Regions from separate parts of the Homo sapiens genome. Here region 2 is linked to region 1. The links are chromatin loops, found by intact Hi-C in ENCODE. Cell type or tissue: heart left ventricle. All regions are shown on one strand.

Region 1 (8,000 bases):
GCAAGCTTCCCATCCACCTTACTATGCTAACAGACTCTACTCCTCACCCCAGCATACTACAGGACTGGCCAATCACAGAATTCACCTTCCAGGTAATAAAAGTTGGTTTCAAGTAGGGTATGGATCCCAAACAGAAGCATTAGAGTCCCTCATTGACATTTCTGTATTGGCTGTGGGAAAGGGAGGCTTTGCTTTTCTTCTGGACTTTCATGGGGCTGCCATTGGATCCATTTCCCACCTCATAGAGAAGACCTTTTATGATAGGAGGCAGTGAGGCTAGTGCTCAAAAGGAAGCAGAAAACACGGAGTGGGAATCCCTGGGTCAGCTCCTGGAGGTCCCAGTTCCTGTAGATGTGTCTCCAGTTCTGTCAGCTGTCCCAGCTACATGAGCTAGTTAGACTCTGTTTTTGCTTAGGATGTTTTGAATTTGGTTTCTCTGAAACAGTCTTAACTAATACCCTATTGATGTACAGAGAAGTTAAGTGACTCTTCCAACCTACACAGCAAAGATGAGGAGAAAAGCCATAGGCAACAAAGCCTGGACCTTTGGTTTTAAATTTCTTATTTAAGCCCTCTCTGTGTTTTCTTTCTATATAACCGAACTTTTAAATGATATAATTAGTGTTCAGGCAACATGGGATTACTCAATTAACATTTACTGAGTGTCTATTAGGTGCCAGTCAGTTTGCTAAGCCCTGGGTTTGCAAAAGTAGGTAAGATACTTACTTAACTTTCAGCAATTTGAAGGCTAGTGGCAGAGACTGATATGAGTACCTGGAGGTGATGAATATAGTTCCAGGGGGATGCGAAGGAAGCTACGTCTACCTGGGAGGGCCAGAGAAGGTGTTACAGACTACAGTGAATTGTGTATTCATTCTAGGAGACTCATTAGAGTCATAAGGAAGAAACTTGCTTAGACTCTTTTCATTGATGTCAGCCTTTTGCAAAAATGCAAAGAAACCTTTTACAAAGATGAGAGAAAAACAAGGAGTCTTCCGGGCAGCCCAAAATAAACTAGTTGAGATTTCTGAGATGTTCTTAGGGACTACTGGCAAAGCTGCTTGCACTTAACTGAGATATGGCTTGTGTTCTAGTGAACCTTCTCTATGTTCACCACTCATTGAGAATTCCCTAAGGAGAGAGTATGGTTGGGTCTGTTTGCTGTCATGCAACATGGAGCTATTGGAGATAAATCTCACCACCTCCCCCTCACTGGCCCCCGGCTCCTCCCCCCCCCCCCCACCGCCGTTCCGTCAGAAGTAGTTGGCCCCTGAATTGGTCTGGGTAACAGGATTACCTTCTCCTACTAATCAATTCCCAAGAGCCTTACTTTCCTTAAAAGCTTAATGTGTGGTGTCCTCTTGCAGCTCATCTAGTGCAGTACTGAGGGACAGATAGAAGTGTAGTCATGAGAGGTGATGCTGGAAAGGAAGGCAGAGGCTGGGTAGTGATACATGACATTTAAAAATTTTACTTTTTGTTTTACTCAAAATTATGTATGCTCATAGTTTGAGGAGGTGAGTAATTGAACACATTTTACTATACAACAAAAAAGTGCTGTGTTCTAGGTGTTCTTTCATATCTTCTAGAGAAATATATATATATTTTATGATACATAATATTTTTAGAAGTTTGTGTTTTATCCTTTCAGTTATAAGAAATTGTTAAAAGATGTTAAGCTGGAGAGTAACAAAATTAGATTTGAATTTTAGGATTGTAATTCTGGAAAAAGGGTGGAGGACAGATTGGAGATGCGACTCGAGGCCTGGAGACCAGTTGGGGAAGATGCCTGATTTGGGGTAGCGCTGCTGAAGATGAAAGAACAGGGGGCATGTTTGAAATGAGAATTGACAGAACATAGATTTAGAGTAGAGAAAGAGGAGCTGTTGTCTTCTGAGTTCTTTCAGCTTAGATGTCTCAGTGAATTTGGTGTTATTTGCCTCGTTAGGGACTATGGAGATAAGAGCAGGCTAGGATAAAGCAGAATGATAAACTTGGGTATAGATATGTTAAATTGGTAGCCTCTGGAATGTTCAAGTAGCTATTGGTGATGGCAATATGGAGCCATGGAGAGACCTTTGGCCTGGAGTGGTGGGTCTGAGAATCTTGGTTCTTATTATTAAATCCTTGCAAGGAGATGACCCAGGGAAGAGGGCATTGACCTGAATCTTACCAGAAAAGCAATTCCAGGAGAATACTTTAAAAAATTGTTGTTTGTTTCCCCCAGATTACATATTTAATGTATTAACTGGTCCTTTTACTCTCCCATTCAATTGGAATTGCCAGATCGTTCAGCATATTTTTATTGGGTTTCCATTATGTACTAGGTGCTAGGAGCTTCAGAAGGGATACGAAAATATCAGAAGAAAATCCTTACCATCAGGAAACTTAGAATATATTGAGGGAAACAAGATACGTCTTATACATGTGAAAAGGTTAAAAATCAACAACAAAAAAGAGGGCAATAATTAATTGCTGACTAAGTGATGTGGACGCTACATGCTAGGATTCAGAGAAGGGAGACATTTGTGTTTGAAGGATTGTTTTCGAGTCTTTCTTTTCTTAATAAAGATCAAGTTAAATCTCTCTGAAATACATTCTTAATGTATATTAAAGGGGAAAAATGTGAATATCAAAAGAAGTAGATTCTCACATTTACAGTGAAATTTTCTTTACTTGAATACTCATGCAGCTTACTAGTACATCATCACTTGATTATTGTAATTTGGTTATGCTAGTGTATTAGTTAATTACAACTCAATATTTAGCAGCAAAGTGCTTAATATCTTGACTGAGCTTTACAGCATTCCTCTGTCAGTTGGGAAGCAGCCCTCAGCAGAGAGGTTTCTGCATTACCATCTCTAGTTTTCAATCTTTAATTTTCTTTGGCTCATGGAAGACTACTTTCCTTGGTTTCCATTTCCCCACATGGAAGAAAAGTGTTTATAGGACCTATCTCCTGGATTTTTGAGAAACAACTAAAAGAAATAATTGTTATTAGGTTAATGCAAAAGTAATTGCAGTTTTTGCTGTTAGTTTTAGCGGCAAAAACCGCATTACTTTTGCACCAACTTAACAAATATAAGGCACATTACAATAGACTGGGACAGCTTTGAGAATGACCATCATCGGAGTTTCCCACTAGCAATAAAAATGAATTCTACAACAAATGCAACACTCTATTTCTGGAGGAAGTATACTGAATTCGTGTAAAGTGTTGGTATTCTTCAGGCTTTTATTGTACTGTTTATACAGAGTCCTCTTGACAGCTGTTATTAAACAAAATAAATGAGTCTTAATGACCGTAAGACAAAGCTAGATGTTCCTAGCTTGTGAGATTATGAAAAAACTAAAGAGAATCATTCCATCCAGAAGATATAAAAATTGATCATTTTAGGTAATGAGTTTTGTTCATATAGTTGAAGGAATACACATCTGTATGCAGAAAATTCAGTCATTCATTCACTTACCAAATATTTCTGTGGCACTTACTATGTGCCTGGTGCTGTGCTAAGCACCAGGGAATTAGTGGGAAACAAGACAAAGGCTCCCTCCCTCGGGGGATGTTCAGCCTACAGTAGAGGAATATATTAAACAATACTTCCATAAATTACTACCTGCTGTGACGAGTGCTGCAAGAAGTCCAGCACAGGGAGCTGTGAAAACATAGAAGAGAGGACCCAAACCTGGTCCGGGATTCAGAGAAGGCTTCTCTGAGGAAAAGAGACGCATGCTGAGACATGAAGATTATGTAAATTGTAGTTAAGTAGAGTTAGGGAAGCGTATTCTAGGCATTTAAGGCCTGGGATGTTTATACCTGTAAAGATCTAAAGACAAGAAGGAGCATGGCCCCTCTGAGAAAATGAAAGAAGGCCAAGTGGCTGCAGCGCAGACTGGAAGGAGGCGAAGGCTCCAGACACAGCTGGAGAGGAGCCAGGTCCGACTTCATCCACCAGGGGGCCTCAGCAAGGGGAAGCCATTATCAGTAGGCATGGATGTGAGAACTTTTTAGGAGGTAGATCCAACAGGACTTGGATATGGGGGATGAGGAAGAAAGTGGAATTAAGGTCAACTCGCAGGGTTTTGGCTTGAATCCCCAGGTTCTTTTTTCTTAGATTAGGATCACTAAGGGAGGAACATGTTTGCAGGTCTTGTCGTGAGTGGGAACAGAATGAATGGGGGATAGAGAGTTCAGTATGGGATGAGTTCAGTGTGGGACATACTGACTATGAGGGGAGATATGGGGAAGGCAAGAGCAGTTGGATAAGTGAGTCTGGAGATTAAACAGGTCTGGAGATATAATCTACAGCCCAGCAAAGTAAGCAGGAAAATTCTGTGTATATCTGAATGATGCCAAATTAATATATCTATAAATTTTGTAAGTAGAGAATACAGTTTAGTGTGACCCCTAAATAGTCTGAAGGAAGGTTTCAGAAGACCAAAAATTTATGTATATTTTCTCATTGGCATTTACTTGTTCAAAATATTGGCATTTACTTAGGCCAGCTAATAATCATAACTTTACTTGAAACTTATATTGACTACTTGGTATCATGCCCATCAAAACATAGGTTTGGAACAGAGACAGAAACCAGTATGGTCATTCCCAGTATTCCAAGGGCAGAAAGAGGCCATGACCCAGGGAGCCAAATGGGATGAGCCCTCATCACGGACCTTCTGGGAGGTAGAGGGCACATGCCATGGGGCTGAGACCTGAAGCCTGGAGCCTAGCCCACTGCAGAAGGGCCAAGTGAAGCTTGGCTGCGTGGAGGCTCTCTGGCTCTGGCAAGAGGCCTTTCTGCAGTTTAGGCTCCATTGAGGGGGCTTGGCCTCCTGTGCCTGCTCCAGAGGTGCCTCCATGGATATGGCTGGGCCTTGTCTCCTGGAGCAGTCCACAGTTCTGGCCACAGCGCTCACTCACTGTACCACCTCTGCCCATTCATGCCCTTTCTCTGCTCTTTAAGGCCTTCCTTCTATTTCTACCCAAATCCAAGGACCCATTGCAAGGACCCGGTATTCAATATTCTGCCAAAATACAGCTTTCCTTTCCCTTAAGGCCACCAGAAGAGCAATAATTTAGACAATCAGTATGAGAGTGCATGGAGCATTTTGTCTGAAAGTCACAATTGGATATCCAAAGACCATTAAACTGTTGTTTATCCAGATTCCAACCAAAGAAAATGCTTAAATAACCAAGACTTTTCCTACACTCTAGAGATACATCTAGTAAATATGGAAGTGAAAGATTAATCTTTGAAAGCTCCTTCCAGATGTTTTAGGAGTAGTTCAAATTCCGACTGACATCCTGCCACTTGTTTTCATTTGTCTCTCTGACTTTTGTCTAAGGATGACCCACAAAAGTTTATTGCATTTAGTATACCATTCCATGTGGGTGTCACTGGAAACCGTGTCTGCTAACTGTGAGGAATTTAAACACTTTCATAAATAAGGCCTTTCCTAGCTCATTAGTGAAATAGAAGGATTAATTATCATAAATCAAGCCTCATAAATGTTGTTTCAGAACTGCCATTCTGACTATAAAATCACTGACTGAAATTAGTCATTGTTAAAAAAAAAATGAAAGAATCGTTCAAAGCACCAATTTCTGGGAGATTTGGCATAGTTTCAGTGAAGGTAACTACTATAGCTCAGGAAAATTTGCTTCCAATGCTCATCTGATTTCAGTTGACAGAAGAGCTCAAAATGGTCCCAAGAAATGCATCTGCTAGTTGGCGCTTTTTTTCCCTGTATTTTGGACAATGGGCTCATTTTGCCATATTTAAATTGTTGAGATTTATAGAGCGTGTGTTTAGGGAGGCTTACATAGATGATGCTACTACAAGATAGGATTTTGGATGAAATAGGAAGGACTCATGCTCCCAAGGAGCCATGGCACTGATTCAAATTCACCTGGAATTGTAAATGACCAGCAGCTGCTTTCTGCCAGGAGTCAGTTTTGATAAGAGTTGGGAGGAAGGGCACAGAGTGGGGAGAGGGAAGGAACACTGCAGGAGTGGGTAGGCAAGACTTAGAAAAATTAGACTGACATTGAAGTGAAATTCAGCAGAAGATTACAGTTTTTGTTCTGGCTAAATCTACAAGGGGAAAAACAAAGTAGAGAATTGAAACAGCTCTGTGAATAATTCAATTAGAAAAAACCCTACTCCTCCCCTAATTACAGGGATAGATCTGTGAAGAGTGAGATTTTGTCTTAATCCTTTGGATTTATATCTACTTTGGCAGTGCCGTCACAGATATTAAGAGATAGTTTTGCTTTTAGCTTTTCTTACTGATGTTTATTTAAGCAGGAGACGGGCTCCCAGGAAGAAGGTCGTAAAAATTGCTTCCATTCCCACCCACACAGTTTTGCAGTACTTATAACACAGCAAGTGGTTGTAAATACGTGAATAGAGGACTAAATCAGTTATGCAAAAAACGTACTACTTGGGCTTCCACAAGCATGACATTTGCTTTCTATTTTCTTTCTCTCAAAACCTTTCCCTGTTTTTTCCTTGGTGCCACTGATTAGCTCATTGCCCAGCTTTGAGCAAAAGGCTTTTAGCTAGAAGGAAAGGAAATTGTGTTTGGTTTGCTAAAAAAAAAATCTTGCCTTCCAAAGGAAGAGTTCAGCTTTCTTTGGGGAGGGGTCCCATTTAGGGCTTCTTAAATAGGAGTCCAAGTGCTGGAATTTTTAATCCAGGCTCATGAGAGAAGCAGGCATGAGCAGCAGATTTGATTTCTGTTTCTGGCCAGCTGTCTGCAGGCAGCCGAGGGGATGCGGAGGGAGATCAGTGAAGAGTGGGGCTTGCTTTGGGAGGACAGGAGCACTGGGGCAGCCTGGGTCTGCCATGTGAGTTGGTGTAGCCCCAGGTGGGGCTTCCTGTGGGGTTGTTTAGTTTGGAGTTTGTTACCTTCTCCTAGGTTTCTCTACTTTCCACTGCCTGGCCAGCACTAGATAGAAATGCACTTGCTCCTAAGAAAGAGTAAAAAATTGACTGTCTTATTTACATCTCTGCTTCAGATTTGCATTCTCCCATTCTTTAGGGTCACCATCCCCACCCCCAAACCACACTGTCAAAGGCTTCCTTCATGTGAATTTGATCCATCACTTTTGGCTAAACATACTGGAGTCCTCTATGTTTGGGAGCTGGCTATCTCTGAATATGATCTTCCTTTTCTAAGATAATTCAATGACAGTATGAGTCTGTAGAACAATTTTCTCTACTAGAAAACCTAGCTAATAAATTCCCTAGAATTTTTGTTTTTGTTAGTTTTTCTTTCCTAATGATTGGGCTGTTCAAGGTAAAAATGAGGTTTTTTTTTTTTCCATTTTATAATCTTTTGTTGTTGTTGTTGTCTTGCTTTGGACTTTTGGCCAGGCAGGAAAATGAAATCATTGTGCACATGGAATTTCATTTTGTAGCTCATCAGTTAAATATTCGAGCTAGTAAGACAGGAGATTCTCTTACTCTATTATCTCCTTTCTCACCCTTAAATATTCTTGTGGAAGGTGTCAAGAGACCACCAGTTTATGTATATATTTTTCTCATTAGCATTTACTTGTTCAAAATATGGGAAAGGCCAGGAAGCAATGGATAGCTTTGCAAAGTTAGTTTTTAATACATGCATCATGGAAATGAAATCACTGATAGGAATGAGAAGAAATGTACAAAGACTTTCCATTCTCAGTAGCGCGTAGATTAATTCATACAAATGATGTAAGAGATCCATTAGAAGTTTCTAGAGATATCCAATTCTTTCCAACCTGTACCCTGCATGCCAGTGAAAAACAAAACCAGAGGATCAGATGATCGTTCAGATCCTCACTCATTTCATGGTTATTTGTGACATTTTATCTCAGTCCACTTTCCCATGAGTGAAACACATGTGATCTGTACTCATGAGAACCTGTAGTTAACTACACGAGCCTTGCTGTGCATTTTGTTTTTATCTGAGCCTGTCTTTCAATGTCCTATCCCTTGAGAGAACTGAGGGCTGAG
Region 2 (8,000 bases), 76 kb after region 1:
TGGTGAATGGCTAAGTTATTCCCTTGTTTTTCTAGTTGAGGGATGAAATGTGAGTTTTGGATAAGATAGGTAACTTGCTTATGATTGTGTAAGTAGTAAATGACAACACAGGCAAGATAAAGTGCCTGCCCAGGAGAAAGCTGAGACATAGACACAGCTAGTCACCGCAGTTATCGTAGCCAGGGAGAGCAAAAGACAGTTAACCAATCGGAGGCTAACTATAGCTCTAATGAGTGACGTTATGGGGTCTCATAAAAGGGAAAAGAGAACAAGGAAGACACTGAATTCTTTCTGGGTTAGCAGAGACACCCAAGTGTAAGAATGTAGAAAGTGTTTGAGAAACCACTTGACTGAAGGCAAAAACCTCATTGTTGTGCATATATATACGCCAAATGGAAGAAGAAAAATTAGATAAAAGTTTCAGGTTAGGGTGTGTATGTAGATATATAATATATCATGTATGTATGTAATGTATAAAACCTGATATGCATATTTATGGAAATGTTCTGGGTTTGATGGTGGAAAAATCATTGAAAACAAGTAGCTGGCAGTAACAGCAGACATTTACTGAGTATGTATACTGGGACTGAACTACTTACTGGGCTGGGAGGAGATACAGAAATTAGAGCCATTCTGTCATTGATCTTAAGGAGACTTTAGCCAGAGAAGGAGGATATGACCTTAACACAAATGAAAATAAAGCAAAGTGAGGGAAATATAAGTAAAGTCCAAAATATCATTATTATTTTGTATTATTTATTTGTGTTTGTCTTCTTTCTTTTCTTTTCCTCTTTCTTTCTCTTTCTCTTTCTTTCTTTCTTTGTTTCTTTCTCTCTCTCTTTCTTTCTTCTCTATTTTTTCTCTTTCTTTCCTTTCTCTCTTTCTCTCTCTCTCTTTTTTTTTTTTTTTTTTTTTTTGAGAAGAAGTTTCACTCTTGTTGCCCAGGCTGGAGTGCAATGGTTTAATCTTAGCTCACCACAACCTCTGCTTCCTGGGTTCAAGTGATTCTCCTGCCTCAGCCTCCCGAGTAGCTGGGATTACAGGCATGTGCCACTACGCCCAGCTAATTTTTGTATTTTTAGTAGAGACAGGGTTTCACCATGTGCGCCAGGATGGTCTCAATCTCCTGACCTCATGATCCGCCCGTCTCACCCTCCCCAAGTGCTGGGATTACAGGCGTAAGCCACTGTGCCAAGCCTGTATTTATTTGTTTTTATAAGAGACAGGGTCTCACTCTGTTGTCCCCAGGCTGAACTGGAACTCCTGGGCTCAAGCCTGATTCTCTTGCTTCAGTCTCCCAAGTAGCTGGACTACAGGCACATGCCACTACACCAGGCAGTAAGGTCCAAAATAATCAAATTAAAAAAAATTATAGAGGCCCAAATGTTTGAGAAACTATATGCAGTTAAAAATATGTTAAAGATGATTCTTGAAGGATAAGGCAGAATTTCAACAGGTAAAGGTGGAATAGAGGAGGCAGGTAAGGTAAAGTCATCTTTTGAGTGGTTAGGATTTGTAAATAACATAGAAACCTTTAAAAGTGACTTATACATGTTGGCATTATTACCTTTGGTCATGGCTCTGGCTGGAAACCAAGGCAGGCCCAAGGGTTTAACTTAGGGCTATTGATGAAGGTGCTCTTTACTGTAGGCGTCTGGGCAGAGTGGACAGAATCCAAAGCCTTGTAAGGCCCCCAGAGACTGGCAACAGCAGGGGGTTGTTGCCACCACTGGGGGGCCTGACCCAGCAGGGCAGAGGGTGAAGCCACAGTGGGACGGGCAGGGCTGGAGGCAAGATATTGCTTATGAGACAAGCCATCCCACCTGTCACTGTCAGCCCCAGTGTGAGCTTCCTATGGTCCACAAGTGCCTCATCTACCCTAACTTCCTTCCCTTTCTACTTTCTGATCTGCTGATGCCTCCAACAGAAACTCAACAGGAAGCCAGAGGGCCAGAGAGCCAGCGATGGCCCATCCACAGTCACCCCCAGGCACAGAGAAGGGTGGAGAACAGATCCAGGGTAGCTGAGAATAACCAACACAGACACATAGCACTTTCTACCAATTCCAGCCTTATACTGAAAGTTCATTACAGTTTTCCGCACCAGAGAATTCAGCAAAAGACAGCTCTGTATTGGATATCATTCAGAGGGATTTTATTACTGACAGTACCAGAAATAACTTCTTTTAAGTCCTACTTTGTGTGCTTCTAACGATATAACACTGTTCTCTAAGAAAAACAAAAAACACATAGTGATGCTAAATAAGTTGGTTTTATTAGGGAAGGGGATATTTTATTATCCAAGACCCTGGCCTTTCATTTCACCTGGGTGCTTTTCAGAGCTAGGACTCAGAGAACAAAGCTCTGTGAGGAGACTGCAGCTGGAGACTTTTTCTTACTTTCTAAGTTCATTCTTTTCTCTTTAGGCTTGTGGGTGGTTTCCTTTATAAGCCATTTTAGAAGTTCTGGGTCTCCACTGCTCCTGAGGTGACCAGACTTTCTGGAAAATGGAGGCTGAGGCAGGATGATGAGCTCAGCTGGGTGGGCCCTCATCCTGTCCTGATTCCTAAGCACTGCTGGGAGTAAATCCTTTAAATTGCACATCACATTTGCATCTCTCTGTTTACATTTCTTAATTTCCTCAAGAATCGTTTGTTTGTCGAGAGCTGGTTGTTTCTTTAGCAAAGATTTCCTGAATAAACAATGTAAAGAGCCTTCTTTTTTAAAAACACCGCTCCACTAAATAAACAAATACAGCAATGAATAAATAAAGGAAATATCTAGTAGGTTAATCCTAGTCCATGCAAACATGTTTTCTTCCACACAGCTGACTAAAGGCATAGATTCAATAGAATTCAAGTAGTTCTGACTCATGCTCATTTAATTTAATCAGCATTGACCATATGTTTGGAGTTTGTCTTAAAACAGAAGCGTTTCTTCCTAGTTTTGTGTGTGTATGTGTGTGTGTGTGTGTGTGTGTGTGTTCGTGTTCAATGAAAACTCTATAAGTGTTATAGACTATTTTCAGCTAAAAACCTTCCCCTCTCCTGGTTAGTTTCCTAATGTTGTTGCAGCAAATTATCACAAACCAGGTGGCTTAAAACAAATTTTTTCCCTCACAGTTCTGGAGGCCAGAAGTCCAAAATCAAGGGGGTTAGTGGGACCATGCTCCTTCCATCGACCCTGGGGAAGAACCTTCCTTGCCTCTTCCCAGCATCTGGTGGCTCCTGGCAATCTTGATATTCCTTGGCTTCTGGTCTCATCACTCAGGTCTCTTCCTCCTGCTTCACATGGCCTTCTCTCTGTGCCCTCCCCACTTCTTATTAGGATATCAGTTATTGGATTTAGGGCATCCTAATCCAATATGAGCTCATCTGGATCCTTAATTAATTATATATGCAAAAATCCAGCTTCCAAATAAGGTCACTGTACTGGGTTAAAAAAATGTCCCCACCAAAATTCATATCAACCCAGAACCTCAGAATGTGACTTTATTTGGGAATACAGTCTTTGCAGATATAACTAGTCAACATGAGGTCATCCTGGATTAGAGTGGGTCCCAAATCCAATGACTGGTGTCTTTACAAGATCGGAAGAGGCCATAGGGAGAAGAAAGCCATGTGAAGTAGGAGGAAGAAATTGGAGTCAGACAGCTACAAGGCATGGAACATGAAGAATTGTCAGAAACCACCAGAAGCTAGGAGGAGGCAAGGAAGGATTCTTCTCAACAGCCTTCAGAGAAGGTGTCCCATAAACACCTTGATTTTGGACGTCTAGTTCCCAGAACTGTGCAAGAATAAATTTCTGTTGTTGTAAACCACTAAATTTGTGTTAATTTGTTATGGCAGTCCTGAGAAAATAATTCAATCACTCTTAAGTTTTCCAGGTAGATGTGAATTTTGGTGGTATACTAGTCAATCCACTTCACCCTAACTGTGAGGGGAGTTGGCCAATGTCATTCTACCTGTTATGCAAATGAGGAGCAAGGTGCTAGGGGAAGGGGCAGAGCAGGAAACTGATTTCACTTTTAAAAAACATTATTGTGGCACTATTCACAATAGCAAAGACTTGGAACCAACCCAAATGTCCATCAATGATAGACTGGATTAAGAAAATGTGACACACATACACCATGGAATACTATGCAGCCATAAAAAAGATGAATTCATGTCCTTTGCAGGGACATAGATGAAGCTGGAAACCATCATTCTCGGCAAACTATCACAAGGACAGAAAACCAACCACCACATGTTCTCACTCATAGGTGGGAACTGAACAATAAGAACACTTAGACACAGGGCGGGGAACATCACACACTGGGACCTGTCGGGGGCTGGGGGTTGGGGGAGGGATAGCATTAGGAGAAATACCTAATGTAAATGACGAGTTGATGGGTGCAGGAAACCAACATGGCACATGTATAGCTATGTATCAAACCTGCATGTTGTGCACATGTTCCCTAGAACTTAAAGTATAATAACAAAATAAATAAATAATAAAAAACGTATTAAAGTTCAATTCTCTTTTTTCTTGGAGATAAAAAGATTTCTCAAGGTTCCTGGAAAGCCACTTTTTGGGGGCCAATCATAAATATAATTTAACAGATTATATAAATAGCCCTACTATTTAAAAAAATGTAGACCCCTTTAGTGCTTTTATAGAGCTCTGAGCAAAGAATTGTAAGAAAACTCCATGCCTTCCCTATGATGATCTGGTCTTATTTCATGACTGCTATGGTACTGCTTACTAGTCTACTCTTGGCCCTTGTCCGTGCGCTGATAAACCTTTCATGGTATGCACTCACTCATGGCTTGATGGTGTCTGGATAGCAGATTCCCAGGGTTTGTTCTTTAGGCGTCAATTTTTATAATTATTTCCTTACATTTTGCTCTCTTTTACTTTGAGGAAAGGTCGTGTTTCCTTCAGAGTAGCTAAGGCATGGACCTAGGGTAGGAGGTTTCAGGAATTGCTACTCTGAAGGACGATGTTTTCTGTCATCTTCCTAGATTTCCAACCTGGGGCTTTCAGATTCCAATTTGTTAGTTTGCTGGAATTCTTACAGAGGAAAAGGAGGTTATGGTTCCACATGGCAAGATCATTTGTGTCAACATTTAATTTAACAGTCAATGTTTTTGTTAACTGAGGTAACAGACAATCTGCAAACAGAATAAATTTTTAAAAGATTACTCCATCAAAGGGGACCTTCCTCAGGAATTATTTTCTAGAATTCTCTATCTAGACTGGTGATCTTCTAAATCTTCTAGGCAAAACCACTTATGTAATTTGCAGAGCCCAGTGTGCACGCAGTGAAAATTTGGGTCTCCTTGTTCAAAAAACATAAAAAGGGGACCATGGCCCTTCAAGCATGAAAGAGTGATACCTTTGTTGGGCGTGTGGTGAGAGGATCCCAGGGAAAGAGAAAACAAGGAGCGACTTTGAGGCACTGTGGGTGGTGAACTGCATCCAGATGATCTAGCCCAGCAGTCTCCAACTTTTTGGCACCAGGGACCCATTTTGTGGAAGACAATTTTGCCACGGATGGCAGGGGGATGGTTTTAGGATGAAACTGTCCTACCTCAGATCATCAGGCATTAGAATCTCATAAGGAGTGTGCAATCTAGATCCCTCATGTGCACAATTCACAGTAGGGTTCGTGCTACTATGAGAATCTAATGCCTCAGTTGATCTGACAGGAGCCAGAGCACAGGCTGTCTTGCTCGCTTGCCAGCTGCTCACCTCCTGCTGTCTGGTTCCTAACAGGCCATTGACTGCTACCAGTCTGTGGCCTTGGGTTTGCGGACCCCTGATCTAGCCCTTTCCTCTCCACCTCTATCATACCGCCTTCAGGTACTCTTCCTCCTCCTGCTCTTTTGAACGTGCCTCACACCCCTTTATTTTCCAGCCCTTTTGCTCCCTTTCTCCTCCCACATTCCTTCATTTGGGCAGCCTGCAGCATCTTTGACCTACTCCACCCCACATCTCTCCTTCACTCTGCCAGTTCATATGGTCAGGCCTGGATTCAACAGCCCGAGCTCAGAAGAGCCCCTGCATGTGATCTGATGCTCTCATGTTGCCGTCTTGAAATTCTTAATACTTTTTTAGTTGGTTTTACAAATAAGTGAAGTGGTGGAATGATAAATCAGAGGGTTTTAAAATTTGCAAGTTAATGCTCATGTTGCATGAAAGAAATACACAGGTATTTGCACAATGCTTTGAGACACTAAAGGTCTGTGCAGCCACGGCAGTATCCTTCCCTGTAAACCATGGTGATTTTTTAAAAAAAATTATTATTTTTTTTAGAGGCAGGGTCTTGCTCTGTCACCCAGGCTGCAGTGCAAACATGGTGCTTTTGATTCTCATTTGACTTTTGCAGGAACATTTGTTTCACTTTCTAATATCAACGAAATGTTTGGAGTTCTCAGTTGTGATAGTGAATGGCATGCATCATTCAGTGCATTTGCTATTGTGTCAGATTTTCTGTGGTGTTTTAGGGAGTCATCCATGAATTGATCTTAAATGAGGGCTGGATATGTATCTCCCTCCTCCTGAGCTTCCCCAACTCTCCTGATTTGGGTCTCATTTCCTGTCTTTTATGTAGAAGCTTTCATAAGACTCTACTTTGATCATTCATTGTCTTAGGAAATTTGAGTTCACTAAGGAGTGTGTAGGCATTAGAACTTCATTGTTCCCATCTTTGAGTCTGTGTAACCAGGAGTAATTGGGAGATGTTTCTGTCATCACTTAGCCCTGGAGCAATTTGTACTCTGACTTCAAGAGAGTATGACAAGGATAGTTACATGGAGAGGGGGATGGGTTTAGAATATTTTAATTGCTATTCTAGTACATGTCAGTATGACATGATCTGCAAAAGGAAATTTCCCTAACGATTTTAAGTCTGTACCAGTTGCATTTTGTTCATTCAGAAGAGCTATGAAGCAATGTGGATTCCCATTTTCTCAGATAGTAGATTTTATATAATTTTTTTGGCATGGAGCTGTATATGGAGAGAGGAGCTAACTGGTCAGCCTGAATATGCCTCAAGTTTATGCAAATTTCTCAAAGCCCATGGGGTTCAACAATATCTTATGAATTGTTTCTTTTTCTATTTTACTTTTTTATTTCCAACTTTTGATTTTGATTTTTTTTCAAACATGTGGGCAAGTTCAAAAGATTAGTATAATGAACACCTACACTTGCCATCTAGATTCTACAATTGTTATAGTGAGTTGGTTCTTGACTCCAATTAGGCACTTTTTGCGTTTTATTCACAGGCCCCTTTCAAAACCTATTGGTTTTGGCTTGTCACTCAGATTTTCCCAAACTGAGAGGGACCCATTAACTTCTGTTTTTATGCTAAAAAAAAAGAGGAAATTAAAAAAATCATAGAACCTTCCCTATTAGTGTTGTTGATGACAGTATTGATTCTTGTGTAAATTGGATTTACCTTTATCCTTTCATCTTCCTTTTTATAGGCTATTGAGAGTTTACTGTCATGCCTACCTGAGCACAGGAGTTTGGCATTAAATTCATGGTTTGTAACTTAACCATTGCTACTTACAGAACAAAACAACTGGATGAATATCACATGGAACTATTTTTCATTCTTTCGAGTTCACACCGATGTGCTTGTTGAGAAAGAGAAACATCTGAAACACAGGCCCCTTGGTGTAACATCAGTGACAACACTGCCTGTCTAGGGAACCTCGACTGGATGGCTGCCAGCTCAGGGGTGCAGTTGAGAACGATTCCTGGGTCGCTGTTGACTCCTTGGAGGAGACATTTCATGCCCACATAACTCTAGATATTTGCTGATGGAAAGCACAGTGCTCTACTGTGCACTTCAAGTGGAATATCATGCAGATAGCAGTGAATTGCATCATGCAGATTAGAAGGGGGGTTATCTAAGGTAGCATAACAGCCTCTTTTGAAGGCACTGAAAAAATATATATTTGGGAATAGTGTTGGCATACAGCACCTAGAACAAAGTCTCACATGTAAACC

What was found. Peaks named below come from ENCODE experiments on the same cell type or tissue, not always from the same donor. Only the 100,000 strongest peaks of a DNase experiment are listed, where the experiment ranks them.
Region 2: a loop joins it to region 1, with 1.9 times the contacts of the local background. A loop is called at or near these places in 2 of 110 quality-filtered maps.

What each region holds. Positions count from the first base shown.
Region 1 is chr7:32,058,293-32,066,292 of GRCh38, reverse strand. The region is part of intron 1 of PDE1C (phosphodiesterase 1C); the gene reads left to right. Among named protein-coding and RNA genes, the nearest start is that of PDE1C, 8.1 kb to the left of the region's middle. In heart left ventricle, a CTCF peak has its summit at 3,945 (motif pointing right); a DNase peak (open chromatin) is centred at 3,922; H3K4me3 peaks cover 3,193 bases; H3K27ac peaks cover 2,475 bases.
Region 2 is chr7:31,981,913-31,989,912 of GRCh38, reverse strand. All of the region lies in intron 2 of PDE1C (phosphodiesterase 1C), which reads left to right. Among named protein-coding and RNA genes, the nearest start is that of PDE1C, 84 kb to the left of the region's middle. In heart left ventricle, no CTCF peak of the experiment used is centred here; no DNase peak of the experiment used is centred here; H3K27ac peaks cover 1,112 bases.